2 separate regions of the Homo sapiens genome follow, and region 2 is linked to region 1. A link is a loop called in an ENCODE intact Hi-C map of the cell type or tissue named here. Cell type or tissue: GM12878. All regions are shown on one strand.

Region 1 (8,000 bases):
GTGTCCCAACCCAAATCTCATATTGAATTGTCATTCCCAGATGTTGAGGGAGGGACCTGATGGGAAGTGATTGAATCATGGGGGCAGTTTCCTCCATGCTATTCTCGTAATAGTGAGAGAGTTCTCATGAGAGCTGATGGTTTTAAAGTGTGACATATCTGCGCTCTCTCTTGCCTTCCACCATGCCTTGCTTCCCCTTCACCTTCTGCCAAAATTGTAAGTTTCCTGAGGTCTCCACAGCCATGCAAAACTGTGAGTCAATTAAACCTCTTTCCTTTATAAATTAACCAGTCTTAGGTAGTATCTTTATAGCAGTGTGAAAACAGACTAATACAGTGGGTGAGTTAAGGAGGATAAAGGGTGACGTGAAATATTGAGGAGAGGAGACATCAGTGAATGTTTCAAAAATGTTCTTACGATATATAGCCATGAAAGATATTTTATTCTATCACACTTAAGAAACTGTACACACTAGATAAACAATAAATGACTGTTCAGTGACTGATCCCAATGACCTAGACATCCATAGGAGCTCAGCTGTGTAGGTAGTATTGTGCCCAATAGACAGTGCCACTATTGAGGTGAGAAGAATAAAGCTGGGGAAAGAGGAAAATAGCTTTGAAAAATGTACAATTTGTGTGTTTGAATTTAAGAAACTCAGCTGTCTCATCATTCTTTAAGGAGGATGATCAAATACAGTAAAATGATTGGGTTGGATAGGAAGAACTCTCAGGTACTCTTTTCTAAAATCAAACGATCCTATTATGCTAAGCATAACTGGCAAGTTCGATTATATGATCCCTCAAATTGCTAATTTCTTTTGTTTTGTTGTTATACTGAATGGATAAAGCATGTGTACATTTTAATATTTGTTGCAAGGAAATATGTTCAATCTTTCTAGAAAGTAATTTATAGTAAATATTTATTGTAGTAGTGGAGAGCTTACCACTTGAGAGGACTGGACAGAATCCTCTCTTTAGCAACAGCAGCAGTAATATTTATCAAGGGCTTTCTATCTGCCAGGCTCTGTCTTAGTTTACATTTATTAACTTATTTTTGCCTTGCAATAATCCTGGGAATTAGGCAGTATTTCTTCTATTCTAGAGATGAGGAAGCTGAAGCATAAAAAGATTAGCCCAGATTACACAACTAGTCTATGATCAGACTAGAATTCAAACCAGGTAGATTCAAGCTTTTAAACACTATGCCAAATGCACATTATTATATCATTTAATACTCCTAGGACTGTGCCACATGAATTATTATTCCCTGATTTGCAGATGAAGAAATAGAGCCTCAGAGAGGATAAGTAATATACCTAAAAGCAGAAATCTCATAATTTTGGTGGATTCGGGATTCCATATAGGGTATATCTGACTTTAAAAATTCATGCACTTAATCATGAAGCTATAATATCAAGAATGGTAAAATGTTAAAGCACTTTGACCTAGCAATTTAACTTTTCTATACTGCGGGAGTAATCAGAAATTTTGGTAAATTTGAACATACAAAATATTACATACAAATTAAAATGTTTAAAGTATTCTAACTGATCATGGTTAAATAAACTATGTACATTCATATAATATTTTGGAATTATTGAAATGATATTTATAGAACGTTTTTAATAATATGAAGAGTGTTCAGATTATAATGATAAATTGGAAGAAATCCAGGATATAAAATTAAATGGTTATTTTGTTGCAAATGTTTTCAAAATTGAGCAGAGAAAAAAGGATGGAAGAAAATACATCAAAATGTTAATGAATAATAAAAATATTCGAATGGTTGGGTTATGGACAATTTTAATTTTATTCAGAATTTTCCATATCATTACATTTTGTCTTAATAATGTGAAGATCAGTGTTGAGTTTTCCGTTTTATATTTGCTTTGATATAAATTTCTCACAAAAATGCAGTTGTTGAGAACAAATTTTTAAAAATATTTACCGTTAATACTCTCCTAAGTATACCAAAAAAGCAAGTTATTTAAATTTGTCAGTACAGTATGTTTAGTAGTTAAGTATAATTCTTCCTGTGAGGATCTCCTTGTGGAAGCAAATTAAATTTGGTATGTAACCTCTCTGCACTTTAATAACATTTGATCTACAGCTGACCAAATAGAAAGTGCAATCTCTTGTTGAGAGACAAAAGCTGAATTCTACCCTGTATCAATTATACATGTAAATTTACCTCACCAAGTCCTGCAGATGATGGGTCTTGCTTTAAACCCTAGTGATTGATGAAAGCAGACAAAACTTTCAGATTTCCTGTGTGAGTTAGAAGCATTGCCACCCCTTGTCCTGGATCCCCAGCCTGAGTTACAGAACACAGTTATAGGGAAACATCCCAAATTCCCAAACCGGCTGAATTGACTGAATTTCTGCTTACATTTTACTTTCATTTAGTGATTTTGGGTAGGTCACTTGCTTTTGAGAGTTTAGCACAAACACAAGATTTGTTTGAAGAATACTACTATGGAAAACAATATATTAGCAGAATTGGGCACTTTGAGGTTGGAATTGGGAAGAAAGTCTTTAGCACAAAGGCCAAGACATAGAATAATTACTTTCTGTCCTGAATGGGCCTGGAGAGAAATATTGCTAGAGGAATGATCTGTAAGAAAGCAGATGAAGGAGGGAGAGGGAGGACAGAGGAAGGCCCAGTGGCACCTCTGCTATCTGTATAATTATGACATTAAATTTCAGTCAGTCTACAGCACATTTCCTAAAATTAAAACAAAGTTTTTGATGACTGTTTTCAGAAATGAATCATACGGCATCTGGGGAAGTGCCTCTAGGGGTTTTAAACAAATCCTCTATTAGTCATGAGCAATAGGCTGAGTTATAAAACCACATCTGGAGAATTACATTTCAAAAGACTCATCCTTTTACCTTTTATGTTACCAGGTGCTGAGCCAGGTGTTCTACATAAATTATCTCATTTGTTTTTTCTGACAACATAATAAGGTAAGTATTATAAATCCCATTTTATAGATGAGGGAATGAAAGCTCAAACAGTTCAACAGTTGCTCAGTGTCACTCAACTCACACTGGGATTTGACAGGTGATCTGCTCAACTCCAACGTCCTCCAATGTCCTTGCCATCCTCCTGTAGCCCTTGCAGGAAGGCAGGCATGGTATTTAAAGGTGCACAGAACACGAAAGGCACGTGGCCATGAGCTCACAGAAGGTAGTGATTATATGGCCAGGAAATAGAAGACATGAAGTAAATATATGCAGTAGGATCTATTTTTAGTACTATTACATAACAAATAGGTGAAAATATTTGATAGACGTGTATGGGGACGAAGCTATCTGGAAATAATAACACAGAAGAATTTAGTAGGTTGGAAAGAAGTCCAGATTCTACCAGGTAAATAGGCAGATCTAGGAAAATTACAGACGTGGCTTAAGGACCTTATTACAGGCGTAATACCTTCTGATGGATGTAGTTTCAAGTGCATGCAGGTTTAAAATAATTTACATTTGATTACTTATGGATGGAATTGAGTTTTGGGGAGGCAAAATGTATTTTGTTTCCTCTTGGGAGCCTTGTGCACTGTATCAAACAGCCTAAATTAAAATAATTTTAGTGGCCTGTGTGTGTTGATAAAATTACTATTTAAAGCAAACAGGCACCTTCAGTTTTTCAGAAGAGGAGGGAATTAGAGATAGAAAATCGGTAAGCTGTGACACCTGCGCAGAATCCTTGTTTGAAATTCAGAAAGGGAATGAGCTACGTAAAAACTTGGTTTTTAAATTTTTTTAAAAAAGAGATGTGAGATGTTACTGCTGTAGTCTAAATGAACAGAACAGGAAATGTAATGAATTAACTAAATAATTTCCGTATAGTCTAGTTTCCAGGAATAAAAGAGACATTTAATTGGGATGTGCATAGCAAGGTGATTCAGACAGATGGGTATAGGAATGTAAGACAATGTAGACCAAAGATGACTCCTGTTTGGAGCTCCAAACTAGCTTGGCAGAGTCAGACAGGAACATTAGGGGGCTCTGAGTTAGCACCAGGTATAAATGGGAAAGTCAGTTACTTGCTACTCTTGAGAAAAGAATGCTGAGGTCCTTGGGCTGTTTATGAGAAAGGCTGAGGCTGAGTATGTAGAGTTCAGATGCAGCCTACACTATTAACCTACCTTCTGGAGAATGGAATCTGGAAAGTACTTTGTGATTAGCAGCTTGTGCCAGGTGGTCCAGGCCAACAGAGGTGTATCAGTCAGAAACCACTCCAGCTAGTTAAGAGAAAGGATTAATTACAGTAATTATAATCACTAAATTGATTATAGAATCAGTGAGAAAATAGTGGAAACAGAAAATTAAGCTTTCAGAGACCACTTTGAATTCATATCATGGAACTAGGTTATCAAAAGAGCTATTGCCTTTCCTATGATCAGTAAAGTTGTCATGATCAGGGAACAGCCATGATCTGGAAGACCAAGAGAAGCCATGGAGGTACAGCCTCATTTTCAGTTCCACCTTTCAGTTATTGTACAAGTGTTGGGGGAACTTAATCATATCTGGAGTCCTAGCCCAAGGCATGTACTCTGACTGCAGAAAAGTGCACCAAAAGGAGGTTGCATGGGTCATGTGCCTGTTCACCACACCCAGCACAAGAAGCATTGTGTGTTTGGAGGGACATGCCTGCTGTGGGCCAGATAACTACCGGAGATGATGTTCCTTGTCTGTCACTTTTTGTTGTATTTTTTCTTGAAGGAAAATTCTCCATGCAAAACATAGACAAAAAACAAAAATAACTAAATTTTATGTTTTACAGTGTATGCAGCTAAATGATTAATTACATTTTCCTCATTTTTCTGGAAGAAAATATTTTGATATTGTGTTACTTTTAGGGAGAGTTATAGAAAGTGTAGGGCCAAGTGTATATTTTTCCTTTATAGGAATTAGTCTTCTACCCCAAATGCTATACTCCTCTTGAATAATACTGTAGATGCTGTTGTCCAAAGAGAATGTGTTCTGACCCAGGTCATGGAAACAGAGCCACTCACGAGCTGTTATTTCACTATTTTTAGTATTATTTTTTAAGACAGAGTCTCACTCTGTCACACAGGCGGGAGTGCAGTGGCGCGATCTCGGCTCGCTGCAACCTCCGCTCCCGGGTTCAAGTGATTCTGCTGCCTCAGCCTCCTATGTAGCTGGGATTACAGGCGTGTACCACCATGCCCGGCTAATTTTTGCATTTTTAGTAGAGACAGGGTTCCGCCATCTTGGCCAGGCTGGTCTGGAAGTCCTGACCTCAGATGATCCACCAGCCTTGGTCTCCCAAAGTGCTGGGATTACAGGCGTGAGCCACTGCGCCCAGCCAGCTGTGATGTTTTAGTAAAGGGAGGGGTGTTTCTGATGTAACCAGTCAGTTTCTCATTTTATATAGTTTCTACTTCTTTTCTTCCTGGAAAATTCTTAGGTACTAAGGTTGCAGGTGTTACCTGAAATATGTTTAAATGTGCAGAAAAACATGTATATTCTTTGTTTTGTTTTCTGAACCCTTGCCCATGGGGAGAAATCTTAAGTACTCCCTCATACATTTTGATGTTAATATCTACATTTTTAAAAATCATAATTATATATTGTTGCAAAAGATGTACTTTTGGTTATAATTACTGATATTTTAAAAGAAAACGGTTACATCACTCAAATATATCCAAAAGAATCAAAAGTAGAAAAAAGGTATAAATTTAGAACAATTCTATGGAATTATCAAATGGTTTCAGATAATACTCAAAATCTCGGGTTTATCAAATTTCTGTGCTCCTCTGCCCACGCCCTTGCTGAGATGTTGCTGGGTGGGTTATGTGTGTGTAGGAGGGAGAGGATTCACTCAACCTCCTGGCAGAGGGGAGGAGTCACTTCCCAGAGGACCAGTTGGTGAGAGGAGAAGAGAGAGCCCGACCCACTGCAGATATCTAACCTACTTTCCTCTGAATAGTACCAACAGTGCCAGAGACAGGGAAGTCGGGATATGGCTGGCTGTTTCACATTCTTTGCATGTTCAAAAGAGGAAGACTTCTTTTTTTCCTCCTATCGTATCCTTCTACCACAGAGCTCTATGCTTCATAGCTTAGCTGTCATAATCTTCTCTCTTCTGGTAGTCTTCAACTTCTTTTATTTGAATAACCTCAAAATGATTTTCAAAATCTGTAAACCTCATCATACATTTTCAAGTTATTGTCTAAAATTTATCACTTTAACTTTAATAGTTACAAAGAATGTAATTTCTGGAGCATGGTAAGTATTGATATTTTTAAAGAAACCGTTAAAACGCTTTTTAAAATGTGTCCAATAGAATCTAAATATGATTGTAATTTGACCTGCTATTATCCAATTATAAAATATGAGCAAGTTCTTCCTTAACAATAATTTTACATTGTTTCTTTTTCTTCTAAAATTTTTATTTTCATTTAGTTTCTCTCCTAAGATTCTACCATACTCTTTAGGATAAAAATGCCTAATGTTTAGGGTAAAACATCCTATTGTTATAATATTATTAATATATGTTATTATGGGCATATACTTCTATGATAACATATTTTATTTCTAATCAAATATGTAAATTGAAATTTATTTTATTTCCTGTAGCTTTAAGTCTCATTTCACTGTCTGGTTTTGGTATCGGTGTAATACTGCCCTCATAGAATGAGTTGGGAAGTGATTCCTCCTATGCTATTTTTTGGAAGTAGACCATTAGCTTTTAATAAAATTATTGAAATGACTGGATTTAAGTCTACCATTTTATTATTTGTTCTCTATCCCCTGAATTTTCTGTTTCTCAGCTATTTTCCCCCACTCCACTTCTTTCTACCATCTTTTGCATTATTTGAACCTTGAATTTTTGGCTATACATCTTTGTATTATTTCTCAGTAATTGCTTTAGGTATTACAACATAAATACCTAACTTTTCATTGTCTAATATGGCTAATATTATACCACTTTATGTTAAATGTAGAAAACTTGCAACCATATAGCTCTTTAACCTGTTTGTCCTTCATGGTAAAATATCATATAACATCTCCATACATTGAAAATCCAGAGTAGAATGTTATAATTTTTGCTTTCAGCAGAACTTAAAAGAGAAAAATAGTGTTTTAAATTATACATATATTTATCATTTCTGTTGTTCTTTATTTCTAAAGAGTCCAATAATCTTGTGGTATTATTCCCCTTCAATTTGAAGAATCTTGTTCTATCATTTCTTGTAGATAATATCTGCTGTGGATAGATTTTGTTAGATTTTTTTTTTTCATTTGAGAATGTCATCCTTTCTCCATTTTTGATGGACATTTTTGCAGAATATGGAATTCTGGGTTGACTTTTATTCAGCAGTTTAAAGATGTTTTCCCACTGCATTCTGGCCCCCAATTATTTCTGATGGGAAACCCAGGGTAATTAAAATCATTGTTCCACTGTGTGTCATCGTTTTTTTTCTCTAGCTACTTTCAAGGTTTTTTCTTTATGTTTGGTTTCAAAATTTAGATTATAATGAATCCAGGAATGATTTTTATTTTTGAGGTTATCTTGTTTCGCAGTAGTTAATAACTGTGAAGGGTCTGAGATTTTTACCTTACCTGCAAGCTAACAATTTCATGGATGCTGGTAGAAGATACAATACTCCTGGGTAAGAGACAAAGGACTTTATTATTCATGGCACTGCAGGCAGCATGAGCTTCATATACTCATTGGTTTACCTGCCTCCAAAGTCCCATAGTGTGATATGGAGTAGCCCAGGAAAATGCTGTATGCGTAATAGAGTTGAATTATAGCTGAGGAAAGCCTGAAATTTGAGAGGGTACTGATAACAGATATACCCAACTTTTGCCTGAAAAAAGACATTATCTTTTATTATAATGGTCATGAAACAAATCTACCCTGTGCCTCAGAGGGAGATACTGTCTCTATTACTCAAGGTTATTTGCTATACAGACATGCTTGAAAATATAATCTGAAATGAAAGCTGATATAAAATGTGC
Region 2 (8,000 bases), 90 kb before region 1:
GGGTGTGGACTCGGCGGGACCCGCACTCGGAGCGGCCGGCTGGCCCTGTCCACCCTGGGCAATGAGGAGCTTAGTACCTGGGCAAGCAGCTGCGGAGGGTGTGCTGGGTCTCCCAGCAGTGCTGGCCCACCGGCGCTGCGCTCGATTTCTCGCGGGCCTTAGCTGCCTTCCCGCGGGGCAGGGCTCGGACCTGCAGCCCGCCATGCCTGAGCCTCCCCGGCCCCACCGCTTGGTGGGCTCCTGTGCAGCCGGAGCCTGCCGGACGAGCGCCGCCCCCTGCTTCACGGCGCCCAGTCCCATCGATCACCCAAGGGCTGAGGAGTGTAGGCGCACGGCGTGGGATGGTCAGGCAGTCCCACCTGCAGCCCCAGTGCGAGATCCACTGGGTGAAGCCAGCTGGGCTCCTGACTGGTGGGGACTTGGAGAATCTTTATGTCTAGCTAAGGGATTGTAAATACACCAATCGGCACCCTGTGTCTAGCTCAAGGTTTGTAAACACACCAATCAGCACCCTGTGTCTAGCTCAGGGTTTGTGAATGCACCAGTCCACACTCTGTATTTAGCTACTCTGGTGGGGACTTGGAGAACCTTTGTGTTGACACTCTGTATCTAGCTAATCTAGTGGGGAGGTGGAGAATCTTTGTGTCTAGCTCAGGGATTGTAAACTCACCAATCAGCACCCTGTGTCTAGCTCAGGGTTTGTGAATGCACCAATCGACACTCTGTATCTAGCTACTCTGGTGGGAACTTGGAGAACCTTTGTGTCCACACTCTGTATCTAGCTAATCTAGTGGGGACCTGGAGAACCTTTGTGTCTAGCTCAGGGATTGTAAACGCACCAATCAGCACCCTGTCAAAACAGACCACTTGGCTCTCTGTAAAATGAACCAATCAACAGGATGTGGGTGGGGCCAGATAAGAGAATAAAAGCAGGCTGCCCCAGCCAGCAGTGGCAACCCACTCGGGTCCCCTTCCACACTCTGGAAGCTTTGTTCTTTTGTTCTTTGCAATAAATCTTGCTACTGCTCACTCTTTGGGTCCACACTGCCTTTATGAGCTGTAACACCGCGAAGGTCTGCAGCTTCACTCCTGAAGCCAGCAAGACCACGAACCAACTGGGAGGAACGAACAACTCCAGACGCGCCGCCTTAAGAGCTGTAACACTCACAGCGAAGGTCCGCAGCTTCACTCCTGAGCCAGCGAGACCACGAACCCACCAGAAGGAAGAAACTCCGAACACATCCGAACATCAGAAGGAACAAACTCCAGACGCGCCACCTTAAGAGCTGTAACACTCACCGCGAGGGTCCATTCTTGAAGTCAGTGAGACCAAGAACCCACCAATTCCGGACACAGTTAGTATTTAAGACAAAATTAGAATTATTTTTGGAAATCCTTTAAATTATCCATAAAGGATAGTGAATATAGTTTTGAGGATATAGCTCTGTTCAGGAGTTCTTTGAGAACCACCAAGGTGGACAAGAGGAAAGAACAAAGAGAAAGGATATAGGCAGGTGTGTCTGACCTGTCTTCGAGGTAACCACTACATCCTTGGAGGTAAAAAGGGTTGAGGATTCTGGAATGTTCCAGCTTGACTGCTGATTACATCACTCTGTTTTAATATTAAGCCTTTATAATCTTAACACACATACACTTTGCTTTGTGGTTCTGAGGATTAAATAAGATAATATATGCAGATGAGCCTAGCTCAGGCCCTGCCATATAGTAGATGCTCAAAAAGTGTTTGCTGGATTCAAGGCTAAATCTTGCTTGGTCAGATGAACATGTGTACTGTTCTTCGAAAACGGCCACCTGTTTCCTGTTTTTCCAACTTGCTTTTTCTCTTTGAACAGCTGTTAGTTTCACGGCCGTTGAAGTGGAGTCACAGGGTTAGGAAGATCTAAAGTCAGCCTGTCTGGTAAACGTGCATGTCATGAGGGTCACTAAACTCTCAGCCCAACCGCGCACTTCTTTGTACATGTCTCTTCCGACTCAACAGACCTGCGTTATCCTCCCTGTTGCTCCATCCTCTAAAACCCCTCTTTCTTGAGTAACAAACTGTCCAGTATTGCTAGACTTTTATCTGACTTCTCCAATTCCTTTCCTTACCTGACACCCATATGGGCACTCAGCCAGGCGTTTTTTTTGTTTTTTGTTTTCTCTGAGACAGGGTCTTGCTATGTCACCCAGGCTGGAGTGCAGTGGTGCAATCTTGGCCCACTGCAGCCTCAACCTCCCGGGCTCAAGCGATTCTCCCACCTCAGCCTCCTGAGTAGCTGGGATTACAGGCACAGGTCACTACACCTGGATAATTTTTGTATTTTTTGTAGAGACAGGGTTTCGCCTTGTTGCCCAGGCTGGTCTTGAGCTCCTGGTTACAAGCGATCCACTGCCTTGGCCTCCCCAAGTGTTGGGATTACAGGCGTGAGCCACCATGCCCAGCAGAGATTTTTTTTTTTAATTGTATAAATCTGATGTACTTTTTGGTTTGTTCCATGCTCCATTTTTTTTTTTCTTTTTCTCTTTTTTTTTCCTACCAAAAAAAGGCAAAACCTTCCATGTTCTTCAAGGCCAGCAGTGGGTGAGTTTCTTCCTGGCTTCCCAGGGTTGCTTCCAGACCATCGCTCCTTATTAAAACCCTGCTCCTTGTCCTTTCTCCTCATAATATCGGTTAACGTTTATTGAACACTTCTAGGAGCTAGACAGTGTACTAATCATTTTGCATAAATTATTTCGCTGAAAACTCACAAAAACCCCATAAGATAGGAACAAACCTTATCATATCATTGTGAGGTTTAAAGAGGACAAAAAACTTATTCTCATTTGTGTAATGTGAATTCAGAAGTGTCTAACTCATTGGCTTATTGTGAGGTATAAATATATGTAAAGTACTTAGTAGATACCATCTGAGTGTTTGGTGTTATTTTTGTTGCCGCCAGGGTCTCTGTGAGAAGGTGGTTAAGCTGGGATTCAAACTCTAGCAGTCTGACTTTAGAGCACGTATCCTTAGTCATTATGCATGGCCAGGTGATGTTTTACCAACCTCTCTTCATTCAGGGGAGATATCCCTGGCTTACAGCTTTCGAAGCCAACTCTGCTGTAGTTCTCATAGGCTGTTTCATAATGCCTAGGCTGACTCATTCTCCACCATTGCTCTTATTTCCTTTGCCTTCTGATATGGTTTGGATCTGTGTCCCCACCTAAATCTCATGTTGAATTGTAATCCCAGTGTTGGAGATGGGGCCTGGTGGGATGTGATTGGATCATGGGGGTGGATTTCCTCCTTTGGTGCTGTTCTTGTGATAGAGTTCTCACGAGATCTATTTGTTTAAAAATGTGTGGTTAATCCCCCTGCCCCCACTCCTGTTCCAGCCATGTAAAACGTGCCTGATTTCTCTTTGCTTTCTGCCATGATCGTACATTTCCTGAGGCCTCCCCAGAAGCAGATCTTGTCATGCTTCCTGTACGTCCTGTGGAACTGTGAGCCAATTGAACTTCTTATTAATTACCCAGTCTCAGGTATTTCTTTATAGCAATGTGAGAATGGACTATTATACCTTTTCTGTGACAATGTTCTTCTTTTAGCTTCTCTACCTTAACTGCCAAAACATCCTGCATCCTGCCTCTGAAATTTCTGACTCAGGTACTGTATTCCACTTTCCAGCTGCAGGCTAGTATCATTTCACTGAGAACTCCACTCCATTAATGCCACCACAGTTTCATTATCTATCAACTATCCCTCACTTCCCTTTTTGTCCAGCTTAGATTTTATGGTAGAAGTCATAATCATGTCCCTACAGACACTCTCACCTCCCTTATTCAGTTCTGCGATGAGCACACTCATCTGCCACAACTTTAGCACTGGTTGGACCTATCTACCTTCTTTGTATTTAGATCTGAACAAATGTGTATGGCTGGAGAAAAATCAATAAGGAGGCTGCCTGTTTCATTAAATAAATTCATCATCATATTTAGGTGCCTTAAATAGGTACTCTGCACTGCCTGACAGTGTTTCCCTAATAAACTTAATCATTCTCAAGAGAACTGTTTTATACTTTCTCCCCTCCCCCTTACATCTTACTCACTCTCACTGATGACCTCATTTCTTATTTCATTAACAAAATAAAAGTAATGAGATAGGAACTCTTTAAACTTCCCATTGTCAGGCTCTGTATGGCAGACACGCCTGATAGCCGTAACTTAAGCATACACTGAGAATGATCCTGTATGGCAGATGCACCTGAATATGTGTTCAGAGTTACAAGTTAAGGAAACTGGGAGTGGCCAACTCAGAAATTCATTTCTTATCTATGAAGAACATATGAACCTCCACCTGTCCCATGGAACACGGGCTGTGCAGGGGGTTGAGGCCCTTTGTTTTGGGTTAAATGAAGGCTGTGAGGTGGAGGTTGCTGGAGGAGGATGCTATGCAAAAATGCTATATAAATTGCATGTTTTTTGCAAGTGGTAGCAGTTCTGTCATCCAACCCATTGCCACTGGGCCACTCTGTATCTAAGTCCCCTTAGTAAACCCTATGTCTTGTTTGCTCGCTCTGGGTCTCTTCTTGAGCCTCTTGAACCTGATACCATCCCTAATGAAGTTAATAGGGATCCAGCTTGACAGGTCCATAAAACCACCCCTGCATTAGTTCCCTCCTTTCCTTGCTTCTTGTTAATGTAGAGGAAGTGTCCCTCTTCTTGTCAAAGACCAGCCTCTACATGTGTTCTGGATCTGACTCCCTACTGTTTTCGCAAGGACTTTTCTGCATGTCTAACTCTCCCTCTCAGTGGGGATTCTTCTCTTAGCATTCCGCAGTGTTCCAGGCTGGCCCCTCTTAAAAGCTCTCCTGCAGCTGCATATACTTTTCAATTTCCGGGTAGCTTAGATCTGAAGTGGACCGCTGTCTGCAGTCTCTGTCTCTGCTTCCTTACCCCACATTCACTTTATCCCCACCTCATCAGCCCTCTCCTATTTGGCATCTACACCACTGTTCCACTGAAACTGCCTTTGTGAAGGTCTCCGATGAGCTTGATGCTGTCAAACCAATGGATGCTCTCCAGTCTTTAGTTAACTTGCTCACAGTATGGCTCCATCTTTTCTTTCAGAATCACATCTCCTTAGAGAGGCCTTACCTAATGACTCAGCCTGAAATATTCTCTCCCTTCCCCCCCTGTGGTGTTATTACATCACTCTGCTTCATTTTCTTCATAGCACTTATTATCTGAATTTATCTTGTGCTTATTTGTTCATTTGTTCACTGTATGTCTCATGCCTCCACCTAGAACAGTGCCTGGCACATCACAGATGCTCAATAAGGATCTCTGGAGTGACAGACAATGCTTTATTTAGAATCATCTCTCCCCTTCAACAACTCAGCTTTTGTTAACTGGATGGAGTTTGTCTGCCTGACTCTCTCTAACATCAGGATGAGTTCACTGCTGACAAGCTGCCTTGCCCGTCAATCAAGGAGATTTCCTGGTGGGCCCTCTCATTTTTGGACATATCTAAGCCCCATGTATGATCGGCCTCATTTTGGATCTGGGCTTTCCCTCCCTTTATTCCTTCTTTTATTCTGACTCACTCACATTATTCTGGCCACAGGTTTCTAGTCTTTTATTTTCTTTTTCAATATGAGCCTCAGTTATAAAACCTCCTTCTTTCTAAACACTAACTACAGGCTTCTCTGTTGATGGTAATGAACAGGCATCTCAGAACCAGTTTGGGAATGTAGCAGTCTTACATTTGCCCCATAGTCTGGAAAACTTCCTTGTTTTAGGGCCAGCTGGCTAAGCTCCAGATCTTGTCTCCAGTCTTCTGAAATCTTAAGTATCTGGGTCAAAGTTATTTGCAGACTTGACTTTGGTTATTTAGCCACAAAACTATTGTGGCCATCCTGCGCAGCATACTGACAGTGAAAATTAGGCGTGTTCCAATGATAAGTCCAACCTGTATGTTTTTCTAGGGTGTGTTTGACCAGCATGACAGGGAAAACCAGCAAAAGTACCAGAAAGAATATCCAATTAATAAATATCACCAACTGCCAGCCAGACAATGTTATTTTCCATTCTTCTATTGTTAAACAAACATGAAAACAAAACCCACAAAGTTATCATTGAGAAATTTTTAATGATAACTTCACTGTATGTTTTCTTTGAATTTGTTTCTTTTAACCATGATTTAATGTTAACACAAATATTCCTATATGCACAGAAGCGTAAACATTTTCTTGAGACCTGGACTCAGCATGGGTATATGCTAGAAATCTAATACTAAAAAAATGCCCAGAGCATGACCCAGTGCCATTGGTTGTTCAACTTCAGCCCTTATTCTGACTATGTCCAATAGCTGTATCTAGGGTGGTCATTTAATTTATCATCCAAACTGGGATACTATTAATAATTATGCTGGAATAGTATGAGTAGACATGGGCTGTTCTGAGAAAATGGAAACGTATGGTCATTCTTACCCTAACTTTGTATAATAAGTGTGGAACTCTCCAGCCTTCCCCAAGCAAACAAAGGCTCTGGCCTTTGCAGCTGTAACTCAGTACTGCCCTTGGTCCACAGGCTTGAAGGTGTACAGAGGCACAATTAGTCACTAACTAGAGCCTTCTTTAATTGCTATAAGTGCATTTTAGTTATCTTTTCACAAATTCATGATAACAGGGACCATATTAAGATTTACCACTGGGCTTGGTGGCTCACGCCTGTAATCCCAGCACTTTGGGAGGCTGAGGTGCACAGATCACCTGAGGTCAGGACTTTGAGACTAGCCTGGCCAACATGGTGAAATCCTGTCTCTACTAAAAATACAAAAATTAGCCAGGCCTGGTGGTGGGCACCTGTAATCCCAGCTACTCAGGAGGTTGAGGTAGGAGAATCACTTGAACCTGGGAGGTGGAGGTTGCAGTGAGCTGAGATTGCACCACCGCACTCCACCCTGGGCAACAAGTGCAAGACTCCATCTCAAAAAAAAAAAAAAGGTTTCCCACCCCACTTCCCACAAAATAAAGTAGGCCCTCAAAAATTCACTTTTAGAAAGAAGGAACTGAGAGGGAGGCTTGACGGAACAAGCTTCCATTTTCCTAACACAATGACTGTCTAATTCAACCCATAGGCTGTTATGGTAAGTTTGTGTGTGTTTGTGTGTTGGGCATGGTGGAGCGGGTGGGAAAACAGAGTAGAAAAGTACTGGGATTGGAATTAGAGCTAAATTTGCTTCTCTGCCCAAACTGTGAGGTACATATATACATATATATGTGTGCATGTGTGTGTGTGTGTGTGTGTGTGTGTTTGTGTACACACACACTTAATGGAAGAAACATATGAACCAATGAGTTTCTTAGAGAAAGTTTCTTAAATGACTGCCAAAAGCAAACAAATAATCAATTGGAAAATGCTTATATTCCAATAAATTTTTTAAAAAGTTCATGGTACCAGATTACTCTTCTTCTCTCCTTTGGGGTCATCAACTCCCACCTCCCTCTTGTTGGCAGCCTTGAGCTAAAGGCTAAACTATATTTGAGCATTTCCAGTGGTAGTAAAATTGTTATCTGCCTTTGAACAGCTGTCTTTTTGTTGTTTTATTTCATTTTAAAATAAAAATAAATATGCACATAAAAATTGTGCATATTTATGGGGTTCAGTGTGACGTTTCAATACATGTATACATTGTATAATCATCAAATCAAAGTATTTAGTGTACCCTCAAACATGGATCATTTCTTTGTGGTAAGAAAGCTCTGACTCTATGTCTTTCTTTAATTGAACTGAAATCTGTCATCCCAGGTGACCAACTGTTCTGGTTTGTCTGGAGCTGTCCTGTTTTAACACTGAAAATTCTGCATCCCAGGGCATCCGTCAGTCCTGGGCAAACCAGGACAGTTGGTCACTCTGCCTCTAATTGCCATCTGTTGGCCTTATTCTCCATCTTGGGCTATGCGAAGAATGCTATTTTTTCTTCCAAACAACATCCATTTTGACACATTTAAGGCACATTC

Evidence for each region. Hi-C counts contacts between places; a loop is a spot of excess contacts. Peaks named below come from ENCODE experiments on the same cell type or tissue, not always from the same donor. Only the 100,000 strongest peaks of a DNase experiment are listed, where the experiment ranks them.
Region 2: it touches region 1 in a loop (2.0-fold over the local background); 2 of 110 quality-filtered maps call a loop at or near these places.

The regions. Positions count from the first base shown.
Region 1 is chr6:119,530,972-119,538,971 of GRCh38, forward strand. No RefSeq gene overlaps it. Among named protein-coding and RNA genes, the nearest start is that of MAN1A1, 190 kb to the left of the region's middle. In GM12878, no CTCF peak of the experiment used is centred here; DNase peaks (open chromatin) are centred at 2,770 and 4,550; H3K27ac peaks cover 188 bases.
Region 2 is chr6:119,441,064-119,449,063 of GRCh38, forward strand. No RefSeq gene overlaps it. Among named protein-coding and RNA genes, the nearest start is that of MAN1A1, 95 kb to the left of the region's middle. In GM12878, no CTCF peak of the experiment used is centred here; a DNase peak (open chromatin) is centred at 3,756; H3K27ac peaks cover 2,327 bases.